Linked DNA regions of Homo sapiens: region 2 is linked to region 1. Evidence: read pairs that join two places in POLR2A ChIA-PET (ENCODE). Cell type or tissue: Panc1. All regions are shown on one strand.

Region 1 (8,000 bases):
CGCCTCTGCCCGGCCGCCCCTACTGGGAAGAGAGGAGCCCCTCTGCCCGGCCAGCCGCCCCGTCCGGGAGGTGAGGGGCGCCTCTGCCTGGCCGCCCCTACTGGGAAGTGAGGAGCCGCTCTGCCCGGCCAGCCGCCCCGTCCTGGAGGCAGGTGGGGGGGTCAGCCCCCCGCCCGGCCAGCCGCCCCATCCGGGAGGTGAGGGGCGCCTCTGCCCGGCTGCCCCTACTGGGAAGAGAGGAGCCCCTCTGCCCAGCCAGCCGCCCCATCCGGGAGGGAGGTGCGGGGGGTCAGCCCCCAACCCGGCCAGCCACCCCATCCGGGAGGGAGGCGGGGAGGTCAGCCCCCCGCCTGGCCAGCCGCCCCGTCCGGGAGGGAGGCGGGGGGGGGGGGTCAGCCCCCCGCCCGGCCAGCCGCCCCGTCCGGGAGGTGAGGGGCGCCTCTGCCCGGCCGCCCCTACTGGGTAGTGAGGAGCCCCTCTGCCCGGCCACCACCCCGTCTGGGAGGTGTACTCAACAGCTCATTGAGAACGGGCCATGATGACAATGGCGGTTTTGTGGAATAGAAAGGGGGGAAAGGTGGGGAAAAGATTGAGAAATCGGATGGTTGCCGTGTCTGTGTAGAAAGAGGTAGACGTGGGAGACTTTTCATTTTGTTCTGTACTACGAAAAATTATTCTGCCTTGGGATCCTGTTGATCTGTGACCTTACCCCCAACCCTGTGCTCTCTGAAACATGTGCTGTGTCCACTCAGGGTTGAACGGATTAAGGGTGGTGCAAGATGTGCTTTGTTAAACAGATGCTTGAAGGCAGCACGCTCATTAAGAGTCATCACCACTCCCTAATCTCAAGTACCCAGGGACACAAACACTGCGGAAGGCCGCAGGGTCCTCTGCCTAGGAAAACCAGAGACCTTTGTTCACTTGTTTATCTGCTGACCTTCCCTCCACTATTGTCCTGTGACCCTGCCAAATCCCCCTCTGCGAGAAACACCCAAGAATGATCAATAAAAAACAAACAAACAAACAAACAAACAAACAAACAAAGGTTACGGAATCAGAAAAGCACAGCAGTGGAAGACACTCATTCACAGAATGGAGAAATAGAGGCACAAGGGGGATACATGGCTGCCTACACCACACTAAGAGAGTATGAAAACAGCAAAGTATAGACTCATTTTCTTTTTTTTGAGATGGAGAGTTTCGCTCTTGTTGCCCAGAATGGAGTGCAACGGCACGATCTCTGCTCACCGCAACCTCCGCCTCCCGGGTTCAGGCAATTCTCCTGCCTCAGCCTCCCGAATAGCTGGGATTACAGGCATGCGCCACCACGCCCCGCTAATTTTGTATTTTTAGTACAAATGGGGTTTCTCCATATTGGTCAGGCTGGTCTCGAATGCCCGACCTCAGGTGATCTGCCCGTCTCGGTCTCCCAAAGTGCTGGGATTACAGGTGTGAGCCACTGTGCCCAGCCAGTAAAGACTCATTTTCTTTTTCTTTTTTTTTTTTTTTTTTTTGTTGCCCAAGCTGGAGCGCAGTGGTGTGATCTCAGCTCACTGCAACCTCCACCTCCTGGGTTCAAGCGATTCTCCTGCCTCAGCCACCTGAGAAGCTGGGACTACAGGTGCGCACCACCATGTCAGCTAATTTTTTGTATTTTTGGTAGAGACAGGGTTTCACCATGTTAGCCAGAATGGTCTTGATCTCCTAACCTCATGATCCACCTGCCTCGGCCTCCCAAAGTGCTGGGATTACAAACGTACCCGGCCAAGTCTCATTTTCTTTAATTCTGCTTTGTTGGAAGTAAATGCAGGTGCTCTAAGTTTTATCAGTCTAAAGAGAAGCTTTGACTACACTAGGAATACTTTTTATAACACAGTACTTTGAGAAAATAAGCACTTAGCTACCTCTTGCACTAGATAAGGGAAAAGGTTTCTATAAAATTTAAATCTATAATTATCTTATATCTTGTCATCATAAAGTTGTATTTCTTTAAGTCTGTCTACAAAGGAACAACGAAGCTTCCCCATAATATCAAAACGTATGTTTTAATGGTTCTAAGTGATCATGATTAAGTAAAATTTTAAGATGCTTTATGTTAAAAAAATTTTTTTTTAATTACTTTGGACCCCACATTGCCTAAAAATTTTTTAAAAAAGTAAAAAATGCTTTATGTATTAGACATAACAACAATATAATTACTAAAATTACTGGAGAAACATGGTTAAAGTTTAAAACTATGCTTATTAGAGCAACGTGATTTTATCTACCAATATTGTACTAATATGTGTCTTTGCTCACTTTACTCTGGTAACTTCACTTTGAATTCAACTGTTAGAGACCACCAAGACCCTCTATCTTAACTCTCTCTCATAGGTGTGCTGTGTGAGTTAATTCCAACAATTCTATTATTAGCCTGTACTGTTTTGTTAAAGTTCCTGCATGGCAATGACCCCTGATCAAGGCATGAAAAATACTGATTGAATGGTGTTGTTTTGTATTTGTGGGTCAGGGGATATTTAGGTGGTTTATTTATCAGCATTGTTTCATGTGATTGATGAGTTGCACTTGGTCTCAATGAGGCTCTTCCTCTGACCTCCACTGAAGAGGCTAGTTAGAGAACAGGAACATGTCCGCTTGACAAGAAAAATATTAAAAAGTCCAGTGAAGACTCTATTTTGGGCTCCTAGGTTCCAAGGTGTCCTGTGCACACATCCTGCTCTGAGAGAGAAAATGCACCCCACCACAGACTTTACACAACAAAGGAAAACTGGAACTTGCACCCGAACTCTCTGGATGACTTGCTATGACAGCCTTTGACTGTGATGCATATCCTTACCATAATCCTGCTACTGGATTGTATCCTTCTCCTGTAATAAACTGTAGATGCATAACCACTGCCATTCTAGGCCCTGTGAATCTTCCTTGGCAATCAAACCCTTTTTCACTGCCTCTGTCAGTGCAATAGGCCTTAATCACAAACCAGTAACTCTAACATTCATTTCCAAAAAGCAAAAATTTCTAAGCTGTCTCATGTCTCTTGGCTTCTGCCATGAGGCTAAGAGTCAATACAAACCTGTTATTAGAAGTCTGAACATGGCCAGGCTCTGTGGCTCACGCCTGTACTCCCAGCACTTTGGGAGGCCGAGGCAGGTGGGTCACCTGAGATTGGGAGTTCCAGACGAACCTGGCCAACATGGTAAAACTAAAAGTACAAAAATTAGCCGGGCATGGTGGCACATGCCTGTAATCCCAGCCACTCAGGAAGCTGAGGCAGGAGAATCGCTTGAACCCAGGAGGCAGAGGTTGCAGTGAGCTGAGATTGTGCCACTGCACTCTAGCCTTGGCAACGGAGCAAGACTCCTTCTCAAAAAAAAAAAAAAAAGAAATCTGAATGTGTCCTAAGAGTGAGTCACCACCACCAACTTTATGAGGACAGCACATTGCCAAGTATATATTGTATGAGTTGAAGGAAAACAAAAAAACAAAATCACTTGTTACCTTCATGTTTTTCCAGAGCCTGTATAACATTAGGTAGTTGATTTATACCCTGATAGAGTCGGTAACAATCTTGTAAGTTTGCTGCTTGTCTTTGAAACTTCTTGGCAAGTCGGTTAAGATCTGGGAATCGACGAAGTAAATCTTCTTGTAAAGTCTGCCTCAATTCTGCATCTTCTACAAAAGCTTCCACTAAATTCAATCTGAAATAAATTAACTTGAATTAATGTAAAATATTTTAGTATAAAATTAAAATTTATCAACTAAGCACGTAAGTCTCAACTAAATCAGCTCAAAATTCCATTTAAAAAGCTTGAATCTGCTGGGCGCAGTGGCTCACACCTGTAATCCCAGCACTTTGAGAGGCCGAGGCAGGCAGATCACCTGAGGTAGGGAGTTCGAGACTGGCCTGACCAACATGGAGAAACCCCGTCTGTACAAAAAATACAAAATTAGCCAGGCATGGTGGCTCATGCCTGTGATCCCATCTACTTGGGAGGCTGAGGCAGGAGAATCGCTTAAACCTGGGAAGCAGAGATTGTGGTGCACTGAGATCATGCCATGGCACTCCAGCCTGGGCAACAAGAGCAAGACTCTGTCTCAAAAAAAAAAAAAAAAAGAAGCAGCCTGAATCTAGGCTAGGTGCGGTGGCTCACGCCTATAATCCCAGCATTTTGGGAAGCCACGGTGGGCAGATCTCAAGGTCAGAAGTTTGAGACCCGCCTGGCCACCCAGCATGGTGAAACCCTGTCTCTACTAAAAATACAAAAAAATTAGCTGGGCATGGTGGCGCACGCCTGTAACCCCGGCTACTCGGGAGGCTGAGGCAGGAGAATTGCTTGAACCCAGGAGGCGGAGGTTGCAGTGAGCCGAGATAGCGCCACTGTACTCCAGCCTGGGCAACAGAGCAAGACTCTGTCTCAAACAAAAAAAAAAAAAGACAGAAAGAAGGTTGAATCCTGAATCTATTCTGAAACGTTAGCTTTTTTAGAAGGTGGAAAGCTCTGTAAGACTGTGAGGCAAACATTTCCTGATTAGCTAAGAGTCAAATTAATGTTTAATTAAGCAGTATCATAAGACACTGACATATACCCAATTTTGTTTGACTTTTATCAAACAGACATGCCTTAAATAGAAGAAAGAATTTCATTACTGGGACATTGTTACAGACACGCTGTTGCACATGTAAATAGTGATGTTTAACGAAACAGAATTACAGTTCAAGAATGTTGCCAAATCCAGTACTTACATTTTTAGAATGCTTTCTAAAATTACCTCTTGACAGTACAAAGCCAAAAACTGTTAATTAAAAAACTAAAATAATTCTACTGCTTCCCAAAGTCAATAAAATCTCAGCTTGTTTCAAGAACGACAGAATATGTAGTTCATACTGCTTCTGTAAGTTATTGGAAATCAGTGACTTTTCATTTTTTTCAGTGTAACCACAGCAAGAAATGTCTTTACATCACAATCCAGCACATACATACATAGATCTATGATTAAAATAGGTTTCACAAATCAATACTTGCTACTCTAATTATGTGATACACTCTATTTTCTTTTTTTCTTTCTTTCTTTTTTTTTTTTTTTTTTTTTGAAATAGTCTTGCTCTGTTGCTGAGGCTGGAGTGCAGTGGTGCAATCTCGGCTCACTGCAACCTCCAGCTCCCGGATTCAAGTGATTCTCGTGCCTCAGCCTCCTGAGTAGCTGGGACTAGAGACGCATGCCACCACACCCCGCTAATTTTTTGTACTATTAGTAGAGACGGGGTTTCACCATGTTAGAGCCAGGAAGGTCTCGATCTTCTGACCTTGTGACCTGCCGACCTTGTGACCTGCCAGCCTCGCCTCCCAAAGTGCTGGGATTACAGGCGTGAGCCCACTCTGCTATGTTCTATTGTATTTAATTCTTCAAAAATGCTCTGTCACCTACTAATTTAACGACCCACTACTGGGTCACACCTTGCAGTTTGAAAAACAATGTTGAAGATGTTACTAAAGTAATAGCTGAAAGGTAAATTACTGAAGCTGAAAGGTAAACTAACAATCGAAGGTGGGAAAATGTTCCTACATATTTTACACATCTCTAAGTACAGTATTAGAGAAGCTTTTCTGGAGGCCATAGGCATTACAGATGACTCAAGGTTCGGAATGCTATCAGATGAGCAACGATCTTCCTTATGTTTATAAACGATGTGACAGTAAACTAAACCTCAAATTACACAGGTATAGAAAGGAAACAAATCTGCTTTCTAAATTGAGTAGCTGGGACTACAGGTGCCTGCCACCACACCCGGCTCATTTTTTTGTATTTTTAGTAGAGACGGGGTTTCACCATGTTAGCCAGGATGGTCTCGATCTCCTGACCTCGGGATCCACCCGCCTCGGCCTCCCAAAGTGCTGGGATTACAGGCGTGAGCCACCGCGCACAGCCCTAAATTTCTTAACTATTTACTGACATCACCAGCATTTACAATTCCTGTGTTACCAAAATGTTTATCAAGCATGTTATATGAGGAAAAGCATGTTATCTCCAGAGTAAACACAAAATGGCCATATATAAAAACACATTTAAAGCATAATTTCTCAATCTTGGCAACACTGCCATTTTAGGCTACATAATTTTTTGTTGTAAGGGGCTGTTCCATGCTTAACAGCATCCCTGGATTCTACCCACTATACACTCTCTTCCTCAGCATGACAACCAAAAATGTCTCTAGACACTGCTGAATGTCCCCTGGAGGGAAAAACTGCCCCAGGTTGAGACTGCTGGCTTAAAGGAACTTGAATTAAAATTTACTTTTTAAGAGAAAAGTAACCTAAACCATGTCCAGCTAACGTCTAGGCAGCTAACAACAGATACGTGTTTTTTATGGAAAATGCCAAATTAGTGGGAAAACAATTTGCTGCCAAGTTTATAGCCCCATCAATGGGGCTATAAACAAACATTTATGGAAAATGCCAAATTAGTGGGAAAACAATTTGCTGCCAAGTTTATAGCCCCATCAATGGGGCTATAAACAAACATCGAGATTAATTAGGATGCCTACTGCTACGGAAAATATTTTTGTGGCATATAACTCTACATTTGAAAAAAGAAACAATGGATGTAGTCAAATTACACAATCCAATAAAGCAAATTTTTGGGGCTTTCCTAGCTAAGCATTGAGCTTCACCAAGTCTGGTCCAAGGATCACCAGCATCAAAATCACTTGGAGGTAGATAATACAAAATCCCTGGGAATGGGGCCCAGCTGTGAAATCCCATGCAATTATTATGCACACAGCTTGATTCTTATGCTCACAGAAATTTGAATCCTAACAATCACAGAAATCCCTTAGGTATCTTAATAAAGTAGGAAGGCCAGGTGCGATGGCTCACACCGGTAATCCCAGCACTTTGGGAGGCCGAGAAGGGCGGATCACGAGGTCAAGAGATCGAGACCATCCTGGCCAACCAACATGGCGAAACCCTATCTCTACTAAAAATACAAAAATTAGCTGGGCGTAGCGGCGCACACCTGTAGTCCCAGCTACTCTGGAGGCTGAGGCAAGAGAATCACTTGCCAGATTGCAGTGAGCGAGACTGTGCCACTGCACTCCAGCCCGGGCGACAGAGCGAGGTCCCGTAATTAGCTGGGCATGGTGACGGGTGCCTGTAATCCCAGCTACTCAGGAGGCTGAGGCAGGAGAATGGCGTGAACCTGGGAGGCGGAGCTTGCAGCAAGCCGAGATCGCGCCACTGCACTTCAGCCTGGGCGACAGAGCAAGACTCTGTCTCAAAAAAAAAAAAAAAAAAAAAATTAAAGCTGGGCGCGGTGGTTCACGCCTATAATCCCAGCACTTTGGGAGGCCGAGGCGGGTGGATCACGAGGTCAGGAAATCGAGACCATCCTGGCTAACATGGTGAAACCCTGTCTCTACTAAAAATACAAAAAAAAAATTAGCAGGGCGTGGTGGCGGGCGCCTGTAGTCCCAGCTACTCGGGAGGCTGAGGCAGGAGAATGGCATGGACCCGGGAGGCGGAGCTTGCAGTGAGCAAAGATCGCACCACTGCACTCCAGCCTGGGCAACTGAGCAAGACTCTGTCTCAAAAAAAAAAAAAAAAACAATAATAATCTTATGCTTCTTCCCTGTTCCCAGTATTTTATCACTGTTTCCTCTCAAACTGACCAGAAAATAAATCATAACTAATCAACAGAGTTGAAGAGCCCACAGGCACACATATCCTTTCCTCTCGTCGGTGGAAGAGGTGGCTGTGCATCCCTACCTGTGAAATGAAAGGAGTCTGTGCAAAGTCAGCCAATTTTGTACCTCTGAAAAACTGATTTTCTACTGAATTTTATACTATATGATGTCTCACCTATTCAAGAGAAATTATTAGAAATAAAAAATTTATAAATAGATACATAGTGAAATGGAAAAAAACTGTATATACTGTTGGGAAGGAATACAGATTGTATTCCTAATACGATCCCATATTGTTTTTAAGTGTTAACTATGTTTT
Region 2 (8,000 bases), 340 kb after region 1:
CATGGTGTTTTCCCTGTGAGCATGTCTCTGTATCCAAATTTCCCCTTTTAATAAAGGACACCAGCCATGTTGGACGAGGCCCCACCCTAATGACTGCAGCTTAAATAATTACATCTGCAACAACCCTATTTCCAAATCAGGTCCCATACTGAGGTACCGGGAACTCCAAATTCATAAGACCTTAAAAACTGGGGAGAGACAGTATTCAGCATGGAAGCCATGTCAACACAATGGAAATTCACAGGACTTATGATTGGGGGGTATAGAATTTGATGCCTAACAACTTGGGACAGTTTCATCTACTCTCACGTTCTCTAGGAGGCATCTGGCATTTGGCTGCCCTGGGCTGCCCCAGAGTGATACACGTCTTCACTCCAGAGGAGTGTATTGATGATACAGATTAACCAGTCCCAGCCTCCCAGCCCTGGGGAGGAGTGTGTGCAGGCAGGAAATGTCAGGCTTACCAAAGGCCTGTAATGTTATACAGCATTATGACCCATCAGAAGTTGGAACCAATAAGCCAGGCTTCTTCGCGGTATGACAGAGACCTAGGAGCTCTCCAGGAAAGTCTGAGTCTTTTGCAGCAAGATGAAAGCTCCTGGCCTTGGCGACATCCCGTAACCCACTGGGATCACACTTAACAAGACAGCCCTGTTACACCAGAGCCTGGTTTGGCATCTGAAAGCCAGGCAGATAGCTCAGCTCTTGCTCAGCACCACCCCAGCCCCTCCTATCTCCGTTTATTCTTTTGTGGTGTTTCTGTTTGGTTCTGCCTATATCCCTCACTGGACTCCAAACTCCCCAGAGGCCAAAGAGAGTATTTTATTCATCTGTGTAATAATCCTTACAGCTCCCGTTGGTTAAAGTTGCCCTCAAATAAAAGCACAATTAAATAGGGCTTCTTCAAAGGGAAGAGAATGATATTCTCATCAGGAGGGTTGAGATGTAATCATGTACCAGAGCTGAGGAATAGATACTGTAAAGGTTCCCTGTTGTTTCTTTTGACATCAAGTTCTAGGACTCCAGGAAGGTGACTATTCTGTTCTCCCCTGGAGACAGAATTTTTGTCAGTGGTCTTTGAAAGGCTTAGCTTTGGTAAACCCACAGTTGCCAAAGCATGACCCTGACAAAAGCAAGGTTTAAGAAATGGCCCATTTGATTTGTGGAAGAGATGCTTAGTGCTGCTTGGTGAATCCGAGGCCTCCCTCTGCACACGTATCATACACAATGTGAGACCCAAGGTCTAGATCACACTTGAGGATCCCCAGTAAAGGAGAGAGCAGAGTGCTCAGCTTTAAGGAAGAGGAGAACATGGTTCAAATGTCCCTCTTGTTTTAAACACCCTCCTATTGAACTGGGTTCAGAAATGGCACATCCCGAGCCATCTGTCCACTCAAGCCGTCCTCGGATGGGGCAGCAGTGGGGACTCTGCTAGAGCTGTTGCCCGGCCATTGCAGGGCCCGGCCATGAGCAGTCTCAGAATAGTCACGGCTTTGCCGCAGCATGCCTGTGGCTTTGGAATATGAACTTGGGCTTATATCCACTTCCTCAGTGCTCCCTCTTAAAGATCCCATCTGCCACATGTGGAATAGCGTTCAGTAACTTCTTTCTGCAGCACATCTTAGTCCCTGTGATTCAGATGACCAAGTCCATGCAAGGAAACTGCTGGATGGGATGGCCATGCATCATGCTTCATCAGCCTTCATGCCTGGACTCCCAGGCAGCTTGAGACCAGGAAGCTTTAGAAAGCAAAGCCGCATTAGGCCTGGGGAAAAGGGGCAGGTCGCTCCTTAGCCATTCTGCAGATGGCCATCATAGGTGTGGAATCAATGGTCGCACACTCAGCATCATCTCTTGCCCCAGCTACTCATCTGGCTTCAGAGCACTGCATCTTTATGGCCAAACTGAGAGGCTCCTGCACAAACTGTTCCTGTGCAGATTTTCTTGGCGTTTTGCTTCTTTGTGTTTATTAGGGCTTAGATTTCTTCAATGTGAGTACAGAATTCACACCACACAGAGAGCCTCACCCTGACAGCAACCTCTGTCACACGTATACATCAGTTTGAAAACATGACTGTTTTCATCTCTCTGCCATGAGTTGTAAAAATGATGAGGGGCATCTATCCCTTGATTATCAGATGTGTGCTTGGCTGATAATAACAGACTCCATTCATGGTGGAGTAATTGAGAATGGCAGCCCCAATTACATGGCTGTGCCACCTGCCAGAGAGAATGGGAAAGCCTTGCTTTAAATCCTGTGGAAGGGCCGGGTGCGGTGTCTCACACCTGTAATCCCAGCACTTTGAGAGGCTGAGGCGGGCAGATCATGAGGTCAGGAGTTCGAGACCAGCCTGGCCAATATGGTGAAACCCCATCTCTACTAAAAATACAAACATTAGCCAGGCTTGGTGGCACGCACCTGTAGTCCTAGCTACTTGAGAGGCTGATGCAGAAGAATCGCTTGAACCCAGGAGGCGGAGCTTGCAGTGAGCCGAGATGGCGTGACTGCACTCCAGCCTGGGTGACAGAGTGAGACTGTCTCAAAAAAAAAAAAACAGAACCGTGGAGGGTCTGCAGTGCAGTGCTTCTTCTGCGAAAACTGTGGTGCTCATTTGTGGCCAGCCTTACCTATTATAAGGATCTTACAGATACATGTCCCTATTATGACCTTACTGCTGGCTCTCTCTCCTCTACCCTCCCCTCCCTTTCTCCTCCTCTCCCCTCTGCTCCCTTTCTCCTCCTCTCCCCTCCCCTTCTCCCTCCCCTCCCCTTCTCCCTCCCCTCCCCTTCTCCCTCCCCTCCCTTTCTCCCTCCCCTCCCCTTTTCTTTTCTTGGGTCTCATTCTGTTTCCCAGGCTGGAGTGCGGTGACATGATCATGGCTCACTGCAGCCTTGACCTCTGTGGCTCAGGTGATCCTCTCACCTCAGCCTCCCAAGTAGCTGGGACCACAGGAACACACCCCCACAACTGGCTAATTTTTATATTTTTTAGAGACAAGGTCTCACCATGTTGCCCAGGCTGGTCTTGAACTCCTGACCTCAAGTGATCCACCAGCCTTGGCCTCCCAAAATGCTGGGATTACAGGCGTGAGCCACCATGCCTGGCCTCTTTTCTTCTTTACCTAATTTCCATAGTCATTTATCTATACATTAAGTATCTTTTTTTCTTGTTTTAGGAGTACTTGTGTTCATTGTAGAAAAATTAGAAAATGCATATAAGCAAAAAAAATTTTTTGTTTGCTTTTTATTCAACACACCACTACCCCAAGAAAACTACTGTTTATGAACATTCTGAGATAATTTCATTCCAAGTTTTTTTAATGCACATTTGTTCAGCTTGCATTTTTGACTTAATGACATTTGGGAGTAGTTGTTACGTCTATAAAAACTCATCAACACTGGACTGCTGGATGGAAGCGTTGTAATTTATTGAACCAGGCACATATCATCCATTATTTAGTTTATTTCCCAGTTTTCACTTTTGGAAACAATGTTACAGTCTTTGTGGCTAAATATTTGCACACATTCTCAATTGTTTTCTTAGGGTGAATGCCTAAAACTGGAATTGCTGGGTCAAAATAATAAATATATGTCATCTTAAACTCCGTTTTGTGAAAACTTGAAAAACATATACAACTTAGAATACTGTATTGAAACCTCATATACCTAGTCAACAATTCAACAATGTTCAATTTTAGGCCAGTGTTTTGGGTTAATACTCCCACCCACTTCCCCTAACTCCTGCATTATTTAGAAACAGATCTAAGACATCATGCTAGAAAAACACTTATTTCTGTTTTTTGCCCTGTCCCACTCCTGAGGCAAGGAACCCTAGCTATTTGAAAATGGAGGGGGGAAAAAAGCGAATTACTAGGGGAAAAAAAAGATGAACATCATGTTAGCATTATCCAGTGTGGTGTTTGGGCTATTCCCATTTTCCCTGCCACATTCTAGGCTGAAGACTCATCATTTGTCTCCTGGTTTCCTGCAACAACCAATAACCACTCTCCTTTCTTCTTTCTCCCTCTCTGGATAGGCATATATGTTTTAAGCTGTTTCATATCTTGCCAGATTGCACTCTGGAAAGGCTGAGCGAATTTATGCTTCTGCCAGCATCATAAGGAGTGCTTGTGCTTGTTGTTAAAGCTTTGGCTTCCTTCTTTCCCTCTCTCCTTCCTTCCCCTCCCTCCCTCCCTCCCTCCCTTCCCTTCCTTCTTTCCTTCCTTTTCTCCCTCCCTTTCTTCCTTCCTCTCTCTGTTCTTTCTTAACCTGTTTTAATTTTTAGAACCCCCTTCCCCTCACCCCGTGGGAAAAAAAGGAAGTTTGTTTTTTAAATTAGAATGTATTTGGTTATAAATGAGGTTAAAGCCCTCCTTCCTCAAAGTTTGCTCATTGAACGTTTGTATATCCTCTTCATGAATGGCCTGTTGCTAATTTTCCTACTGGAGTGATTGTCTTTTTAAAATTGTGTTCACCTATTTATGTTTATCTCATAGCATTGTGCTTATATCAGTGAATTGCTATGAATACTTTTTTGGACTGAGATAACATATATGACATTTATATGAAAGAATAAGCATTTTTATAAAGCTAACAGCTTGGAGCAGCAAGTCACCTTTAACAGTCAGAGGGAGAAGTACGGCATGAGGCATGCATGCTGCTGTGAGGGAACGGGGGACCTGAGTGTGGGCTGGGAGCCTGGGGGCATCAGGGACCCTGGCAGGGAGAAGGGAGGCAGGTACTGCTCACCTAACGTTCCTTCACTCCTCACCATCGTGCACAAGGAAGGTGAGGCAGGAGTTACTCCCGTTTCACAATGACTTGTCCCAGCTCACACCTTAAAGAGATCTCTCGAGACCAAATATGGGATTTTTCTACTATATCACAGTGATTCATATGTTTATTTGTAGAAGGCAAATAAAGCCTTAAAATATATCAAATGTACAATAATAATGAAGCAATTTTTTAAATGTTCAATAGCATGAAGGCCCTGGTCCAGGTCATTATAATGTGAAAATGCCTCCAACAAGCTCTGTCACTTCTTGTTTTCAATCCAGAGTCCCTCGATTCTTGCCCAGCTGTTCAGTAAGTATTCGGAAAGACAGATCGCCCCCCACCCCTAGGGGTATGGTTATGGTGGTAGGTTTTCTGTTTCTATGTGTGTAGGAGGTGCGGGGTGGTGGTGAGATGGGGGAATGATCATGTGTGTACAGTTCTGGTAGATACAGTTGCCTGTCAAGGCAATCAGGAGTGAAATCCTCAAATACCTGGATGTTCTCAACCAACTTCAGGTTCAGAGTGACTCCAGGCCCAAAATCTGTGGCTGAATTATGGGGCCAGTTGGAAGCAGCACATTAATCAGCCATCAATGTTACCAACTAGATGCTTTGTTGGGGGTACCTGCAGTGGCTGCCTCCTGCCAGCCAGAATGGCTGTTCTCTGTGTGTGTGGCTTCTGGGAGCCCAAGGAAGCAAAATTTGAAGCAGAAACATTTTTATTGACCCAAATGGGACCATTAAGGCATTAGCGATCACCCCACCCCCAAAAACTCAGGACAGACAGGGAAGAGGCTCAAGTCCATGGAGAGATACAAAGAAAGTGGATCCTGGGAGCATACAGGACTCCTCCAAACCTAGAGAAGACCAGGAAAGATTATAAAAGCATAATGTGAAGTTTACCAACAGTGGATTTTTTTTTTTTAATGTCAAAAGACAGTTTTAATTCCCATAGCTTTGTTGCTTTCAGTCTGCAATACGGTCTGAAAGTCCCCAAGACTTGCTGGTATGTAGACTCATTTGAGATGGCTGGGGAAACAGAAATACAAATTCTGCCTGTAAGAAAATGGGCCCACCCAGGGGAGTCAAGGGGCTAGAAGGAGAAGTTGGAGCGGTGGGTAGGAGAGGACTAGTACTGCCACTGCCTGGGCTGCAAATCACCTCCCGTAGCCCTCCTTAGCCTATATCCCAGGCCATGGCCTGCAGAATCTCTGCCCCAGAGCTGCTGGGCAGCAGAGTAAGGTAGCACAGCCTTTATCTAGAGTGATAATGGGGAGGCCCTGCCAGTGAAATTGCAGACAGACTGACAGCAGGAGGCTGGGGGATCCACACACCTTAGTGGCATCACCATGATCCAGAAACATGTTTGTCGGAGCCCACGGGGTCAGGCATTCTCAGGAACGCTGAGTCATGCTAACCAAACTCCCAGGCAACAGAAGATGTAGTGTTAACTTCTAAGCATTCACCATACGGGCGTGGTGACTGGAGCACTGATTGGTGGAGTCTCTCCCTTATAGAAAATTTTCATGGAAGCTGAAGACAACCAGAAGGTTGTTGGTGGCAGTGAAATCAGGGGAGGGGAACTGAGCTTGATGTTCTCAAGGTGGCTGAACCCCAACCAGCAGCCTCCCGAGGGGTGGCCTTGTGAGATGCAGGCCCCCTGAACCTTCTTTTCTCTGCCCTGGCCTCCCAGGACTCCACATGCACTTTGAACCCTCATTAATAGCAATAATAAAGGCTTCAGCTTCCTTTGACGTTTGGCTAGGACTTGATTAGATTTCCAGGCTGCTCCTCTGCTTTTGGCAAGGGAAACATCCTGTCATTTAAAGCGGTTTCTGCAGGCAGCTGATCTCATGTGCTCTGGACTGACTGCTCTGCTCCACTCTTGCTGTTTCCTGAAGAGATAAGAAACTGCAGGGCAGGGTGGAAATGACAAGTAGGTGATAATAGTAAAAAATAATAGTGGTGGTAGCTAACTGCTGGCCTGTCCAAGCCTCTTTGTCTTAGAGAGACACCAGTGAGCCTCATAGCCCCCTAGAGGCAGGTACTCTGCCCCGTTTGATGGGTAAGGTATGGGAAGCCCATGCCCAGGCTCCCACTGAGCTGTTGGTTGTGGGACTAGGACTGGAACTCAGGCTTGTTGGACTCTAAAACCCTTGATCTTAACCATTACACTGGTGTCTCAAATGCCTTCGGACTTCAAGAATATGTGCATGTGCCACCAGCATGGGAAGACACCGACCTAAGAAATTGAAGTCTTAGTCTATGAAAATGGCATTTATTTGTATTTTATCACTGCAGAAGAGAAGCTTTGTTTAAATAATTGGTAAAATAGGGCCAGGTGTGGTGGTGCACCCCTGTAATCCCAGCTACTCAGGTGGCTGAGGCATGAGAATCGCTTAAGCCCAGGAGGTGGAGGTTGCAGTGAGCTGAGGTCCTGCCACTGCACTCCATGCTGGATGACAGAGTGAGACCGTATCTCAAAAAAAAACCAAAAACAAACAAACAAACAAAAACAAAAAACCCCGGCTGGGTGCTGTGGCTCACACCTGTAATCCCAACACTTCAGGAGGCGGAGGTGGGCGGATCACGAGATCAGGAGATCAAGACCAACCTGGGCAACATGGTGAAACCCCATCTCTACTAAAAATACAAAAAAATTTAGCTGGGTGTGGTGGTGGCGGGCACCTGTAATCCCAGCTACTTGGGAGGCTGAGGCAGGAGAATCGCTTGAACCCGGGAGGCAGAGATTGCAGTGAGCCGAGATAGCGCGCACTACACTCCAGCCTAGCAACAGGGCGAGACTCTGTCTCAAAAAAATATATAAATAAATAATAATATTTGTTCAAGCATTTTATAAAAACAAAAACATGACTTTTAAAAATTAGAACTCGTGGATCCCTTGAGAACACTTCTGACCCTGGGGTCCATGGACCCTGGTTGAGAAACACCTTACTTTAATAACTCTGGGTCAATAACTAAAACCCAACCCGAGTTTGAGAGGCGATTTGGGCTTTTGAGTTAGACCAATCAGGTTCAGAATTAATTCTCTTCACTCACTTCTTGCTAGGCTGAGGTCACCGGGGGAAAGATGATGGCATTCCTCGGGATAGGAGTTGCCTGGGCCAAGTGCCCTTTGGGAGAAGGTGTGCCTTGAGATGCAGGTGGCATGTGACCCCGCCTCTCCCAGCAGGTTCTAGGTGGCCCCTGGCTTGGCCTGGCCTG

What was found. ChIA-PET counts read pairs that join two places held together with the same protein. Peaks named below come from ENCODE experiments on the same cell type or tissue, not always from the same donor. Only the 100,000 strongest peaks of a DNase experiment are listed, where the experiment ranks them.
Region 2: POLR2A ChIA-PET joins it to region 1 with 18 read pairs; 2 of 35 experiments call an interaction of 5 or more read pairs at or near these places.

What each region holds. Positions count from the first base shown.
Region 1 is chr2:47,425,440-47,433,439 of GRCh38, reverse strand. It overlaps MSH2 (mutS homolog 2), which reads right to left. Exons shown (of 16, transcript NM_000251.3): 7 at 3,499-3,698. Among named protein-coding and RNA genes, the nearest start is that of MSH2, 26 kb to the right of the region's middle. RefSeq lists an enhancer at 6,683-7,182. In Panc1, no CTCF peak of the experiment used is centred here; no DNase peak of the experiment used is centred here; H3K27ac peaks cover 1,486 bases.
Region 2 is chr2:47,087,355-47,095,354 of GRCh38, reverse strand. It overlaps STPG4 (sperm-tail PG-rich repeat containing 4), which reads left to right. Exons shown (of 7, transcript NM_001163561.2): 6 at 4,981-5,085. Among named protein-coding and RNA genes, the nearest start is that of STPG4, 64 kb to the left of the region's middle. RefSeq lists an enhancer at 5,235-6,434. In Panc1, no CTCF peak of the experiment used is centred here; no DNase peak of the experiment used is centred here; H3K27ac peaks cover 425 bases.